Linked DNA regions of Homo sapiens: region 1 is linked to region 2. A link is a loop called in an ENCODE intact Hi-C map of the cell type or tissue named here. Cell type or tissue: endothelial cell of umbilical vein. All regions are shown on one strand. Links, peaks and the distances in the headings refer to the core of each region. The heading gives the core; the rest is flanking DNA.

Evidence for each region. Hi-C counts contacts between places; a loop is a spot of excess contacts. Peaks named below come from ENCODE experiments on the same cell type or tissue, not always from the same donor. Only the 100,000 strongest peaks of a DNase experiment are listed, where the experiment ranks them.
Region 1: it touches region 2 in a loop (2.1-fold over the local background); 2 of 110 quality-filtered maps call a loop at or near these places.

Annotation. Positions count from the first base shown.
Region 1 is chr3:191,060,373-191,068,720 of GRCh38, forward strand. No RefSeq gene overlaps it. Among named protein-coding and RNA genes, the nearest start is that of OSTN, 130 kb to the right of the region's middle. In endothelial cell of umbilical vein, for the core only: no CTCF peak of the experiment used is centred there; no DNase peak of the experiment used is centred there.
Region 2 is chr3:191,420,860-191,429,207 of GRCh38, forward strand. PYDC2-AS1 (PYDC2 antisense RNA 1) reads left to right here and starts at 4,665. Exons shown (of 7, transcript NR_120606.1): 1 at 4,665-4,745. In endothelial cell of umbilical vein, for the core only: no CTCF peak of the experiment used is centred there; no DNase peak of the experiment used is centred there.

The DNA of each region.
Region 1 (8,348 bases), core at 118-8,117, 360 kb before region 2:
CTACTCAAACTATTCCAAAAAAACAGAGGAGGAGGCACTACTTCCAAATTCCTTGTGTGAGGCCAGCATTATCATGACACCAAAACCAGACAAAGACACATCAAAAAGAGAAAACTACAACTCAATATCCCTGATTAACATTGATGCAAAAAAAACTCTCAACAAAATACCAGCAAACCAAATTCAACAGCATATTAAAAAGATTACTAATGATGACCAAGTGAAATTTATCCCTGGGATGCAAAGGTGTTTCATCATGTACAAATCAATCAACATGATACATCATATCAACAGAATAAAGGACGAAGAGCATATGATTGTTTCAATTAATGCTGAAAAACATTTGATAAAATTTGATATTTCTTCTTGGTAAAAACCTTCAAAAACTAGGTATAAAAGGAACATACATCAACATAATAAAAGCTGTATACAAAGGACCCACAGCTAATATCATACTGAATGGGGAAAAACTGAAAACCTTTCCTCTTTGGAACATAAAAATGCCCACTTTCACTGTTATTCAACATAGTACTGGAAGTCCTAGCTACAGCAATTAGACAAGAGAAAGTAATAAAGCGTCATCCAAATTGAAAAGGAAGAAGTAAAATTATCCTTGTTTGCAGAAGATATAATCTTGTATTTGGGAAAACCTAAAGACTCCACCAAAAAAATCTATTAGAATTAATAATAAACAAGTTCAGTAAAATTTTAGGATGCAAAATCAGCATACAAAAATCTGTAGCATTTCTATGTAAAGATGAACTATCTGAAAAATACATCAAGAATGTAATCCCATTTACATTAGATAGAAACAAACTAAGATAACTAGAAATTAACTAAAGAAGTAAAAGATTACTGTAATGAAAACTATTAATGAAAGAAATTGAAGAGGACATCAACAAATGGACAGATATTCAATGTTCATGGATTGGAAGAATCAATATTGTTAGCATGTTCATACTTCCTAAAGCAATCTACAGATTCAATGCAATCCCTATCAAAATACCCATGACATTCTTCACAGAAATAGAAAAAAAAATCCTAAAAATTATATGAAAGCTCAAAAGACCCAAAATAGCCAAAGCTATTCTTAGCAGAAAGAACAAAATTGGAAGAATCACATTACCTGACTTCAGATTACACCACAAAGCTATAGTAACCAAAACGATGTTGTAGTGGCATAAAAACAGACAGAAATATGGAACAGAATAGAGAACACAGAAATAAATTTATACATCCACAGTTAACTCTTTTTCAACAAAGTTACCAAGAATAAACACTGGAGAAACAACAGTCTCTTCAATAAATGGTGTCAGGAAAATTGGATGTCCATACACAGAAGAATGAAAGTAGACTTCTATCTCATGTCATATAAAAAATAAAATTAAAATAGATTAAAGACTTAAAAGTAAGACCTCATACTACGAAACTACTAAAAGGAAACATTGGAGAAACTCTGCAGGACATGGAATGGGGCAAAGATTTCTTGAGTAATATCCTATAAACATAGGCAACCAAAGCAAAAATGCACAAATAGGATTACATCAAGTTAAGAAGCTTCTGCACAGTGAATGAAAAAATCAACAAAGTAAAGATAACCCACAGAGTGGGAGAAAATATTTGCAAACTACCTGTCAAGGGATTAATAACCATAATATATAAGGAGCTCAAACAACTCTATAGGAAAAAGTCTAATAATTTAACTTAAAAATGTGTAAAATATATGAATAGATATTTCTCAAAAGAAGACATACAAATGGCAAACAGGCATACGAAGAGGTGCTCAACATAATTGATTATCAGAGGAAGGCAAATGAAAACTAGAATGAGACAGCATCTCACCCCAGTTAAAATGGCTTATATCCCAAAGACAGGCAATCACAAATGGTGGTAAGGATGTGAAGGAAAGGGAAACATCGTACACTGTTGGTGGTGACGTAACTTATTATAGCCACTATGAAGGACATTTTGGAAGTTCCTCAAAAAACTAAAAATAGAGCTACCATGTGATCTGGCAATCCCACTGCTGGGTATATACCCAAAAAGAATGGAAATCAGTATATCAAAGAGATATCTGGATTCCCATGTTTATGACAGCAGTGTCTACAATAGCCAATATTTGGAAGCAACGTAAGTGTCCATTAGCAGAGGAGTGCACAGAAAAAATGTAGTATACAAAATAATGAGATCCTGTCATTTGTAATAACATGGTTGGAGCTGGAGGTCACTATGTTAAGCGAAATAAGCCAGGCACAGAAAGTCATATTTCATATGTTCTCATTTATTTGTGAGAGCTGTTTTTTTTTTAATGGAACTCCTGGAGATAGAGAGTAGAACAATATTTACCAGAAGCTGGGAAGGGTTGTTGGGGGAAGGAGGAGAGTTAATGGGCACAAAAATGTAGTTAGAATAAATATGATCTAGTATTTGATAGCACAACAGGGTGACTATGGTCAACAATAATTTATTGAACATTTCAAAATAACAAAAAAGAGTACAGGGGCTTGTTTGTAACACAAAGAAAGGATAAATGCATGAATTGATGGATACCCCATTTATCCTGATGTGATTATTATGCATTGTATGCCTGTATCAAAATATCTCATATACCCGATAAATATATATATACCTACTATGTACCCACAAAAATTAAATACTAAAAAAAATTATATGTATATTCTGATTGATAAAGCTTGCTAAGATTTTCCAGGGTGAGAGATTTTGCTTTTACTTTTAAAAAAATTTTGACCAGATATTTTCTTTGTAAGAAAACTATTACTTAAATATCACACATATATTATTTTATTGTATATAATAAACTTTTTATTTTCTGCAATTACCTTAAAATAAAAAGTATGCCTTTTATTGCAAATAAGAGAGAATACAATGAAAATAAGTTTCATGGCAAATCGGTGAGATTTTCCCTACTTGATCTCTGCTTTCATGCTTTATAATTTGCACAGAATCCTAAGAACAATGATAGCTAAATGCTTATTCTTGTTCCATTTTTCTTCTTTATTCCTCTACTTGGAACTTTTAAATATACAGAATGACTTTTATAATCCTGTAGAGAAGATGGTTCACTATTTATAGCAATCTCAGTTATCACAAGGAAAGTACTATATGCTTTGCCCTGCAAATGTGCATAACAAATTTCCTATAATGTTAATATCATGGTCTTTGAGTGAAAAATTCATTCTTGCTTAGGGTTTATATTTTTCCACATAAGGAGGCACTCTTTCCTCTGCCAAGACAAAATGTGGCATGGAACGAATTCAAAGAAAATAACCTTTCCTAACACATTAATATTTTTGAATAAAAGGGATGAATAAAATGTAAAAATAGATATGGATCAAAAATAAGAATATGAAAAATAGTCATTTATTTCTATTCTCCAATTTGACTTTTCAAGCACTAGAGTTACCCTTTTTAAAGTTTTACTAACACTTTCAACCATGAATTCAACAATTTATTTACTTAAGATGAGGAATCATAAATATAGAAATCAAAATTTTGATCATAAACATTTAAATGTATATATTATCATCTCTTCCATTTATTCACTTGTTAATTTTTTATTTTATGTTTACTATCTGCAGGCATATGCTAGGTGTTTGCAACACATTGTTGAACAAAAGCCATGTGGTACCTGCCTGCTTTGAACTTCTATTTGCTCATAGGTTTTAAATCTTCATGAGGTCACAGATCTTTGGCCTACGCATTTTAGTTCCCCTCATGTCCAGCACAGGACTCTCAATTTATCTTATCTATTTCTTTCTTCACTCTTTTTTCAAAGAAATTTTCTTCTTTTTTTGAGGAGATCATTATCTACCTTGATGACGGAAACTTGTGTGTTTTGTGTGCCTCTGCAAAGTCAGTATTAGAATAATGTCAAGGACAATCAATCCAGGCATATACTGGGCACTCAATAAATGCTTATTAAATAAATAGATGGATAAATGTAGTTCTTATTTTAAAAATATTATTGCTCACCCCTGTAATCCCAGCACTTTGGGAGGCCAAGGCGGGTGGATCATGAGGTCAAGAGTTTAAGACCATCCAGGTCAACATGGTGAAACCTTGTCTCTATTAAAAATACAAAAATTAGCTGTGCATGGTGGCACGCGTCTGTTGTCCCAGCTACTCAAGAGGCTGAGGCAGGAGAATCGCTTGAACCCGGGAGGCGGAGTTTGTAGTGAGCTGAGATAGCACCACTGTACTCCAGCCTGTGACACAGCAAGAACAGTCAAAAAAATAAATTAATTAATTAAAAAAAAAAACACCTCAGAAGTATTTGGTATCAAAATGCAAAATATGATACCCCCATTCAAAATAAAAATAATTGTAAATAATCTGCAACACGGGTTAGATTGTTTTGAGTATGTATTAGTGGAAATTCTAAGAAAAAGACTCGTAGCAAAAATAAACCCAAAAAATCTTTTTGCCATCAGTTATTTTATAAATTTTAAAATGAAAGGAATAGGAACATTCTTTCAATCTAATCAGAGTCAGTGATTTTTAAAGTCCTGTATGATCTTCATACCATATCCTTAATGTTATGAAACTTTTTACTTTTGATTCATATTTATTAAGCACTTATGGTATACAGGCAATTATATATTCCATCATTAATATAATAATCCCATTATAACCTGTATCTCTATAAAGTCTATACCTCACTCTGCTTTGAATTGGAATCATGTGTCTATATCCCTCATTAGATTTTAATGACTTTTAAAGATTGCACCCATGTATTTTTCTTAAATGAGCCTACTTAAATATTTAAGAAATTTTAGAGAAAATTTTGGTCACTCTCTTTCTTTTGTATATCCAGAAAACTGAAAAAAAATGTAGCATCAAAAGTGGCAGACACTGCCTACAAAGATACCGTTTTACATTTCAGAACTCTGACTACCCCCGCCCTACTTATTGAACAACAATATGCTCAGGAATGATGAGTCCTCTACTGCCTCAAGAGGGTGATTTAAGTCTAAACCAATCAGTGTAACTCCATGTCTTTTGCTGGTGATTCATTTAGGCATATGCAAAAGTCATAGTCCTGGACAAATATATGAAACTGTTCTTTCTCAGATATGAAACCATTCTTTCTCTCTCTCCTTCCCTCTCTTGCTATCCCTCTCCTGCTCTCTGGCCTCACTGAGCTACTAAATTAACAAACAGCTTTATCTCTATGTGTGTTGTTACGTAAGAATATAAATTCATTTGTCTCATGCCAATGGAGTTGAGTTCTTTGTCATTCACAGACAAAAGCGTCCTGACTGAAATAGAATTTAGCTGATAGAGCAGAAGTGTATCGTTTGTTGCATAAGATATAGCTGCCTTATGATAGCTAGGGAAATAATTTTACTGTTTCCGAAGGTTATATGTTGAATTTGAACAATAAAGAAGATGTCTAGAGTAGACTATTTTCTACCCAAAATCACATCTTCTTTTCTATATCTAGGGAATCTTTCCCCTTATAAAGGGAAGCAAAAAGAAAAAATCCAAATACTGATTTCCTTGTCCTCCTTTCTTAAACGGATGAAAGTATAGGCACATAAACTTGTATATTGTTTCAAGTGTGGATTCAGGAACTAGCTATGTAGAAGAGAGAAGAAAATCATGCTGGCAAGGGAGGCTTTCAGGTAACAGTAAACCCAGTGTCCAGTATGGATGGCATTAATGGTACAATCCTAGTATTATCATGAGAATCATTCTGTGATATGGTTTCAGGCTTGTTTTGGCTTCATAGGCTCTAACATTAGATCTTGTGTCTTCTTGGAGATATAGAATATCCTTGTTTTCATATCCTTTCTCAGATTAAATTAGTCATATATAATTTTGTTGCTTGCAAAGAAAAGCTTTGACTAAAGTATTAATTTCTGAGAGCCTCATAGGAAATTATTCACAGAACTCAGATGCTCAGATGAGAACCTGGTTTCTGGTTTAATTTAATTGAATGTAGAGATCAAACAAAAAACAAAAAAGGAACAATGCAAGCATTTAAAAAACTGACTCTGTAAAAGAAAGACAAATCATGCACACTAGCACCCTACCAAAGCAATGCAATATTGTAAGTGTGTCAGAGGAGGAGTATGGGCAGTGGTAGGCCAAGGTTCTGAGTAGAAATCACATCTCTGAGACTATTTGAGATGGTTTTCAGACTGAATTGAAATGTTTCTTGGAACACGTTTTAAGATGTCTGATTTCACAGGTTTTAGTATGGTTAAGATAACCATTATGAAGTAATCAATTAAATCCAAGCAAAGGTAGATTTATAGTGGCTAGACTGAGAGATCAGAGTACTTTATAACCCCAAATTGTGAAAATTATAATTTTGCCTTTCTTTTTAGGTTATCCCATCTCCAACTCATACCTACAACTCCTGGAATACCAGGAGTTTAAACCTTGGAATTATTCACTAGAATGAATCATTATAGTGTTTACAAGGCACAGTGACTAATAAACTCAGCACAGTTTTCCTGTTAGTCATTTTAAAACTTTCTTAACAAGATGTTCTTTGAGGTACCTGTGTTAAAACATTGTAACGCCTGGGAAACCATGCACTCTCCCATGAAAGGGAACTCAAAACCAGAACATCACAGTAAAATTTGACATCTTAAAATGAACCCTGCCATAGGCTGATAGTTTAGAATCATACAATTTCAGAATTGGAAAGTAACTTGATCTTCTGGTCTGTTGGTTCTAATGACTTGCTATATATCTAAATCACTTTTGCAGCTTGAAAAATTCTAGACCTCAACTCAGTTAATGTCACCAGATTTAGGAAGCACTAACCCACCTAGATAGCTCCAACTACACAGCCTTCAGAATTACCAAGACACATTGTGGATAAAAAACCGATTTATTGATTATCTTAAAATATATGGGGGAATCATTTTTAATAATTACCTCTTCCCTATTTTGATGAGTTTATAAGAAATGACCCAAACAAAAGGAGGGCAAACAGCTGTAAAGTTGGAAAAACATAGAACATCCAAACGTTCTTTTGTTTTCAACGAAATAATAAGAACAGCCAACTCTAGCATTTAAATCTTTCTCATATGCAAAATACATTTACGATCCTGAGAAAACAAACTGTGAAAATTGAGAATAAGACATCTAAGCTACCTTCTGCTGTTCTGGAAAAAATAATGTCACATTACTGTATTGGGCAGAATTTGTTGTGAAAAACAACATAAGACTCCATGTGAATTACAAAATTTTTCTCAGCAAAAGAAAAATTAATCAAGATAGAAGGGAAAGAATATGGTAAAAATGCCAGTCACACCCTTGCTGTCTATATGAAGAGCCTTCTCTCTGTTATTATTAATTTAATTTGCTGTTTCATTTGTTAAATTGTATTCAGGCATTTTATATGGCACTGATTTCCAAGGCTTCATGTTAGATACCTGTCCAACTACTAGGGTAGAGCAGCACCTGATATACTCCTTAAATTTCAATGCATTTCTTTTCAGAAGGGAATTAGTGGCCAAATCCTAACCTGGTTTTTGCCCTACATATTCATTATTCAGGTTGAATTTCCCAAATATAAAATTTGGAGTAGGATGGTAAAAGATAAAATTGTCCAAAGACTCCCTAAAGTTTTTAAGTCCATTTACTATTCTAAATTCATTAATGTGAATGGATAGAAAAAATGATTCCTTTTGAACATACGTATACAATAGCTACTGAGTCTTCTGAGTGGACAGAACTAAGATGCCTTTACAAGACAGAGGCTTTTCCTAAAGACACAGAAAACATTATCAAGCAGTGTCCTCAGAAATTGTCTTTGCTGTCTGACCAACTCTGCTGCATCAATTCCAGTTCAGAAGAATGAGTTTTATCAGTTTTAAATGGAATTGAAAAGCATAGATGACATACAAATAGAATGGAACAACTATTCGTTGAGTCCTGCAATTTACCCAGAATACCCAGAGGCTCCTAGGAATTAGCTGGTAGGATACAGGCCAACATTTTTAACATGGCCTATGTAATCAGTCCCTGCCTGCCTGTCCTTTAGACATTATCTTGGATCCTACCCCCTTGCTCTCTCAACTTGGGCAACAGTGGCATGTTTATCCTTTCTCAGAGTCCTCTCAGCATAAACCTCTGCACATTATTATCTGTGTAGTATGGTCTTCTCCACTACTTCATGTCACCAGTTAATTTTTAATTTTCCATAAGATATCATCAGCTCAGGTTTTTTTCTTTTTATAACCAGGTTGGATTTATCTATTAGATGCTTTAATCATGCTTTAGCCTTTGCTTCACTTACCACGGTTGTAATTTTGCACGTGCTTTTGGCAGTTATTTCAGTAATATTTGTCTCCTTCATTAGATTTTAA
Region 2 (8,348 bases), core at 237-8,236:
AAGACCCATAATCCTACGCTGTTGGAAGTATCATTTTTATGGGCAGTGAGTCCCAGGACATGAAAAGAGGAATTATCATGGAAGCTTGTATTAATATCAAAGAAAACAGATCGGGGAAGGGCAACAATTTCATGATGCTGATCTCCAAGTTAATCCTTGGGTAATCAGGAATTTGTGTAAATTTATAGGCATAGGATTTGGCAATGCTGCTAGGACAAAATGAGAATCCTTTCAAGATAATAAATTTTAAATGTTTTCAGTCCATGCACCATGTGGTTTAAGAGCTTTAGACAGATTTGGATTTAGAATTACGTCCTTGACTTGCCAGCTGTGTGGTTTGGGAAAATTATGTATGGGCTCTGAAACTTAGCTTCTCTATCTTTAAAATGGGAATAATAATATACCATACTTCAACATTTTACAGTGCCCTTTTCAAGGAAAATAGTCAATAAATGATAGCTGCATAATCAAAGGTAAGGAAAAAACCCAGATAGGTTTATTGATAAAAGCCAGAGCATATTCAAACTGCAAAGATGCTCTGAGTTTATTATATATAATAGCCTCACTTGTGGACAAAGCAAGACTGAGAAAGTAGCTGGGAGATGTTCAAGATTATACAGTAGAATTATCAGATTTCCAGCTCTTAGCTGGAATGTATAGCACCATCTTTTTTATTTTTGTTAGACTTTCTGGTATAACTCCTTGGTGTGGACATTCCTTACTTCCCAGTATAAGGAACTCAACACTGCTCAAGAAAATCACTCCATTTTGGGGGGGCTGGGGAGAGGGGAGCAACTGTAAGAGTTAGATTTTTTTCTTTCTGCTGTATAAGTCTATTTTACTTCGTTTCCAATCATTTTGACCTTCGTGTGGCTCTGGCAGTTCTATTTTCTCTTCTGCATGACAGCTCTTCAGCCTTCTGAAAACAGTGACTGTTGCTCCTGAAATTTTACTACTCTGACATAGACATCCCTGGGGTCATCAGTATCTTTTTATGATACAGCCCAGGGCCTTTGCACTTCTGATTGTCTCCTCTTGCCTATTTTAGTCTGTCTTTGTCCCTGCTGAAATCTCACCTCCAGGCATGGTCTGAATGCTACAAAACTGAGTTCAAGCTATTGCTTCCTAAATTTGAACACCGTTCATGCAGTCACAGCCCACATCGATCTTTTATTAAGCTTTCAGTCTATTTTCTCATACACCGTTTTTATGAACATCACCAGAAGTACAGGTGAGTTTTACAATAAAGGGCAGAGCTTGCTCTTTTTCCAGCATTCATTTTGTTAGGTTCGCTTATTGTCTGTGTTTGATGAATTTTTTTTTTTTTTTTTGGATACTGACTTTGGCAAATCGAATTTATGTGCAGATTTGATGAAGACTGGATAAGTTTTCAGTTACTGGTAGCTGCTTCATTTAGAGTCCTGGAAAAATGTCTTCTCAGTCAAAGCCCCTGAGCTTTGCCTCTTCCTGGCACATATGGGAAGATGGGAAGAAGGAGGGCTACATGCAGTCTCTGGCAACATGCCTCTTTGTTATTAGAGATGAGATAAAAACACAGGGCTTGCAAACTCTAGTGCTTGTTACACTGGTCCATGACAGCATTTTCACATCAGAATCAAAAGTATTATTTGTTTTGGGGAAGGATTATTTTTGATTTTCAAATTATGCCCTTTATTCTACTTTGAATTTAAGTTTTTTTTAGTTTATAGGACAAATGTGATAGCGAGAATTTTAGAAACTTGTTTACTTGGGAAAATAACATTTGTCAATCTGTTGATCCACCAAAAAAAAAAAAAATCACGAAAACCTCAATTTTTGGAGATCGCTGGTCTCTAACTTATTAAGATGCATTAAATAAGTTGAGTAAACTATACATGTTTTACTTCTTCTGAATACTAATTTCTACTTAAGAAATAGTCGAGGCTACAAAAAGAAGCAATGGGGAAAGGATTCCCTATTCAATAAATGGTGCTGGGATAACTGGCTAGCCATATGCAGAAGATTGAAACTGGATCTCTTCTTTATGCCACATACAAAAATTAACTCAAGATGTTTTAAAGACTTAAATATAAAACAGCAAACTATAAAAACCGTGGAAGACAGCCTAGGTAATACCATTCAGGACATAGGAACAGGCAAAGATTTCATGACAAAGATGCCAAAAGCAATTGCAACAAAAGCAAAAATTGACAAATAGAATTAAAGAACTTCTGCACAGCAAAGGAAAATATAAACTATAAACAGAGTGAGCAGACAACCTACAGAATGGGAGAAAATTTTTGCAAACTATGCATTCAATAAAGGTCTCATATCCACCATCTCTAAGGAACTGACATTTACAAGGAAAAAATAACTACCCCATTAAAAAGCAGGCAAAGGACATGAACAGACACTTTTCAAAAGAAGACATACATACGGCTAACAATCATCTGAAAAAAAGCTCAAAATCACTGAACATTAGAGAAATACAAATCAAAACCACAATAAGATACCATCTCACACTAGCCAGAATGATGACTGTGAAAAAGTCAAAAAGGAACAGATGCTGGTGAGGCTGCAGAGAAAAAGGAATGCTTATACACTGTTGGGGGGAATATAAATTAGTTGAACCCTTGTAGAAGACAGTGTGGCAATTCCTAAAAGACCTAAAAACAGAAATGCCATTTGACCCAAGAATCCCATTGCTCAGTATATACCCAAAGGAATATAGAATTTGTTCTATTCTAAAGACACATGCACACATATGTTCATTGCAGCACTATTTACAATAGCAAAGAAATGGAATCAGCTTAAATGCCCATCAGTGATAGACTGGATAAAGAAAATGTGGTACATACACACCATGGAATACTACGCAGTCATAAAAAAGAATGAGATCATATCATTTACAGGAATATGGATGGAGCTGGAGGCCATTATCCTTAGCAAACTAACGCAGGAACAGAAAACCAAATATTGCATGTGTGAGCTAAATGATGAGAACATATGGGCAAACACAGGGGAAAAACATACACTGAGCCTTTCAGAGGGTAGAGGGTGGGAGGAGGGACTGGATCAGAACAAATAACTAATGGGTACTAGGCTTAATACCTGAGTAATGAAATAATCTGTTCAACAAACTCCCATGACACAAATTTATCTACGTAACAAACCTGCACATGTTCCCCTGAACTTAACATGAAAGTTAACAAAAAAAAAAGAAATAGTCGATAAATTAGAACTCACTGTGTGTTTGGACTGAATAGCATTACCAAGACAGTAGTTGCAATGCTCACAACTCCTCTGCGAGGTAGGGAAGGCTGCACGTCTCACTGTACAGAGAAGGAAGCTATTGAGTGGCAGGGCCAATGTGGCATAGTGGGCTTGGTTTCCAACGAGCACGTGTGATTGCCTCTGGAGCTTTTAGATCAAGTTATTTAAATATAGCTAGCATAGTCATGAAATAGAAGGGTACATTAAATAGAAAGTGGGGTAGTAGGTAAAGCTTCTGTGTAGCCTTGCAGAAGTCAGATCAATTCTCTTGGCCTTAGTTTACTCAACTATTAGACTCTGTTTAGTGAAGCCCATTTCCAGCTATGAAAATCAAGTTTTTTGCCATGTCGATAGAATGCAATAGGAAAGAACAAAGGAATAACAAGTATGTAAAATTAAAAAAAGAAATGCGGTTAAGGGCTCTCTCTCTTTCTCTCTTGTAGGTGTGGGTGTGTGTTGGCGGGTGTCCCCTAATGGAAATATGAGGTAACTGTAGGGACAAATTATAGGAAATAGAAAATACATGGCAGAAAATACATGTCCGTATATTGATACAGACAATGAAATTGGTTGCTTTTTGTTTATGGTATTGGTGGGAAAATGACCCCCTCATTAATCAGATGGGACCAGGTGGCATGAAGAAACCCTGGGTTATCTTGGTAAATGCCTAATCTTTCCTCTCTTCCTCTATCCTGTTCTACTCTATTTTGATGGACATGTTCAGCACTTTTTGATCTATAGCAATTAAAAGAGAGCTTTTGCTGATGGAAGCTTGTCAGGCCTTTGAATCTGACACCAGGACCAGAGGGAGAGCTGCATCTGCCGTGGGAGTCTGGGCTGTCAGGTGATGACAGGGGCTTGCCCTTCCAAGGGGAGATCGCCTTTGGCAGGAGTAAGTGCTTTCACCCAGAGGCAGCCCTGCTAGTGAGATGAGAGCAGTGTGCACTGAGTTAGCAAAGTCAAAGGAGCGAGCTGGCAAATAGAATCACATCACATCTGCCAGAGAAAGTGATCAAAAGCAACAGGACCCAGGCAGCTGGCAAAAGGTGACCCCTGGATACTGGGCTGCTTCAAAAACACAGCTGATCCCAAAGATTGTGACAAGTGAATGAATGTGCTCACTATAAGTCTCTGCCAAGTTAAATAATACAGCTCTCTCTCCTTCCTTCCCTCTCTTTTTCTCTTTCTTCACTTTTTAAAAATCCATTCTATCTAGTTTACTACTGATATGGTTTGGCTGTGTCTCCACTCAAATAGCATTTTGAATTGTAACTCCCACAATTCCCACATGTTGCCGGAGGAACCTGGTGGGAGGTGATTGAATCATCGGGCGGGTCCCGTGCTGTTCTCGTGATAGTGAATAAGTCTCACGAGATCTGATGGTTTTAAAAATGGGAGCTTCCCTGCAGACGCTTTCTTCTCGTCTGTCGCCATGTGAGATGTACCTTTCACTTTCCTCCATGATTGTGAGGCCTCCTTAGCCACATGGAACTGTAAGTCCAATAAACCTGTTTCTTTTGTAAACTGCCCAGTCTCGGGTATGTCTTTATCAGCAGTGTGAAAACAGACTAATACAACGACTTACAGATTATGAAGAAATAATGTTTTGTACAAGGTGTATACTTTTGGATTTTGGGTGTTCTGATTAGACCCCATTGATTTCTTGGGAACACTGCCCCTACTAATCTGAATGCTTCTGCAAGCAATAGACTATACTTAATTGTCTTTTGTCTCCCATCGGTTGAGAGCCACATGTTTAAATGAAATGAAAAACTGTTTCATTTCAAATTCAAAAACAGTGTATTTTGCTAAAAGCCATGCCTAAGGAAGAAAAGTAGGTTATTTATTTCTGTATATAGAAGGAATATTTTAATCTCCTGATTTATGGTTCCTCGGCCACAGTCTTTGTTTGTTCTTTCATTTAGCCTTCAACTTTATGAAGAGAAGAGGTCATTTTCTCTTGAAATTTAGTTTTCCATTTTCTTTATAATCAGATGGTAACTATTTCAGATGCACTCTCAGCAGGAAAACATTGAACATTTTTAAATAAATACATTTACTGCAACTAAACCAGCCATAGCATGTCTGCTCATTAAGGTTTGAATTTTGTTAAATGTTTGCTAAAAACATATCTTTATGTCCTAGAAAACCAATTCACTATTCCATTGCAGATATATACATCGAGGAAACTGAGGCCCCAAATGATCATAGGATCTGCCTCATGTCACCCAGTTTATTAATGGCAGAGATAGTTCTTGAACTATTTATCCTTGACTCCCACCCTTGTACTCTTTCCAGCCTGCTTGTGCCACCTCCCTCTCCAAGTAAAAATCTATTATCCAGTGAGACTCAATCAATGATTGCTACATTCTTGTTATTCAGAGTGTGGTCTGGGAACTAGCATCATGGACAAACCCTGGCAGCATGTTAAAATGCCGAATCTTAGACTCCACCCCAGACCCATGGAATCAAAATCTGCATTTTTAACTCAATTCCCAGAAGATGTGCAGATTGAATTGTATGATAAACCTAAGAACCTAAGTTCTCAGGTGAAAGTTTTTAATTGAATAATATATTTCATTAGGTTTTATAGGATTGTAAAACATCTTATGCATATTTTTATTTTAACTGTTAAGGCTGTTAATTATTCTTTAATTTAGCTTGTTAAATGACAGAAGTTTAGCACCATCCATTTATTTAAGTGCAAAAGTAAGAGTGATCTCTAACCTTAGGCTGGCTATTAGAGAAAGTAAGACCTTTGGGGGCTGACATTCAAGGCCTTTCGTAGTTTGGCGTATAATAGGGGGCTGTGATGGTGTAAACAGATTGCTAAATGTGAAATGGACAGTTGTTAAACTGGACTATCCCTTTTCACTGAGAAATACACAATGCATTACAAACTCAATCTTAAAACATTCTTTGCAAACATAAGTTGAAGGCAGGACATTTTCTTGTCCTCTTCCTTATAAGTGAATAGCAGTGGTAGGAGATGGTCTGCCATCACAAACTTAAACCATTTAATTCCTGCTTTGGAATGGAGGAGCACAGGCTTTGCCTTTGCACACTTCATTTTCATTCATCTCTTATTTTCCCCTCCTCTCCATCTGTATGGTCTGTGCCTTGTCCTCTTGTGTCTCACTGTTCCAGAAATGTATTAAACAGTCTTGTTCTTCCAAATCATTTTCTGTGATGCCAACAGAAATGCCTTTAAAAAACAAAACAAAACAAAATCTGATAATCTGAGCTTAAAACTTCCAATGTCTTCTATTCTTATAAGATTAAGTAGAAACTTCTTAATAGACCTACATCTTAATGTCCACTATGATTTGGCTCTGACCCAATTTACTAATGCAATGTGTTATCCTTGCTTGTGCTCTGGATAAGAAAAAGAACATTCCTGGTCTATAAAAGGCATTATAGAAAAAATGGGAGAAATTTGAATTTATTCTGTAACTTTGATCTGTGTATCACAAGAAGTATTGCATCAATGTCAAGTAATTTTACTAATTTTATTAATTGTAATGTTTATGTAAAAGAACATCCTTCATTTTAGAAAATTACACTCAAGTGTTTAGAGCGTAATTCTGTTTGCAGCTTTCTCTTTAGAAAGTATTATACGTATATATATGTATTTATGTACACATGTATACATAGTCTGTGGAGAGAAGGAGTCATATGAGAGGGAAAGAGAGAAAGTATGCATGGGAATGCTGAACACATGCAGTAACATGTTAACATTCAGAAATTTAAGACTTTTAGGATTTCTTTGTGCTATTACTACAACTATTCTGAGTCTAAAATTTCAAAATAAAAAGCGGAAAAAAAATAAATTTTTATCAGCTTGTCATGTGGATCATCCTGCTGCCATTACATTTCTGTTATAAGATAGTAATCCACAAAATAGCTTATTGACTTATTTTTTAATGGAATGAATCTTATGAAACAATAGGCTTACTATGATTCAAGTTATATATGTTATATACACCTATCTATTTTAGTATAGAAAATACACTAAACGGTAAATATACAAATGTTAAGGATAGTTGTCCTTTGGCAGTGGGATGATGGATGATTTTAACTTATATTTTCTTTTGCTTATCTGTTTTTTCATAATTTATTCAAATGACTTTTTAAAAATTAGAAAATAAAATTATTCACGCAAATTATTTGTTAAACTTTATTTCATTTTGTTTTGAAATTAAAATTACAAGTAATGTATTTGCATCTTACTTTGCAAAATATTAGTGTCTATTTTAACATTGCTTAATCAGCAATTAAATGATTTCTCTAATATTTTGTTTTTCTTAGTTGTTGACAGAGATAAACAATTGAAAAAAATATTGCTTTTTCCTCAACCATTAGTCAATAGTTGTCATCTACTTTAACACTTGAATTTTTACTGTAGCTGCTAGAAATGGACACACTGAGTGGTTTGGATAAATATATATACCTTTGTCATGAACCCACTGGCAAAAGTATTATTAAGTGCCAAAGAGAACAGAAGTCAGGTACAGAGAAAACCTAAAGAGATAAACACCCTATATGTTATTTCTATTTAAGGGACAAAAGTAGTTATATGTTTGTTCAGTGACTAATTCGTTGCCTAAATAATTGCATTTTGGCCACACCAGGACACTCATTGCTTATCAAAAGGTGATTTGCTAATTAGTAGTTTTCACCTAAAAACAATGAAGAACAGAAAATTGAAAAAGGAAAGCTAAACTCTTTCTTAGGGTTTGACTTTGTCCTCTTCCATCATCAGTCTTGGGAGAAAGACTCTGTACTTTTGGAAATTAATAATACTTTTTTTCTTATTTTTTTCCCTACTTAAAAACCACAAATACTGAATCTAAATTAGAAACTTTGTAATTCCAGTGCAAAAGGTAACTCATTTATGTTTTTCTCAAGCAACACACACACACACACGCAGATGTACATGGACACTCACATGTACATATTTATTTTACTAAAATGGGATTCATATTATTTTGAAACACACCCTTTAAAATTGATATATTGTAAATACCATTCCCTCTAAGTGTTGTTCCACTACAATTTTACCATAAACAGCTGAAGTTAATTTACATTTATTTGAT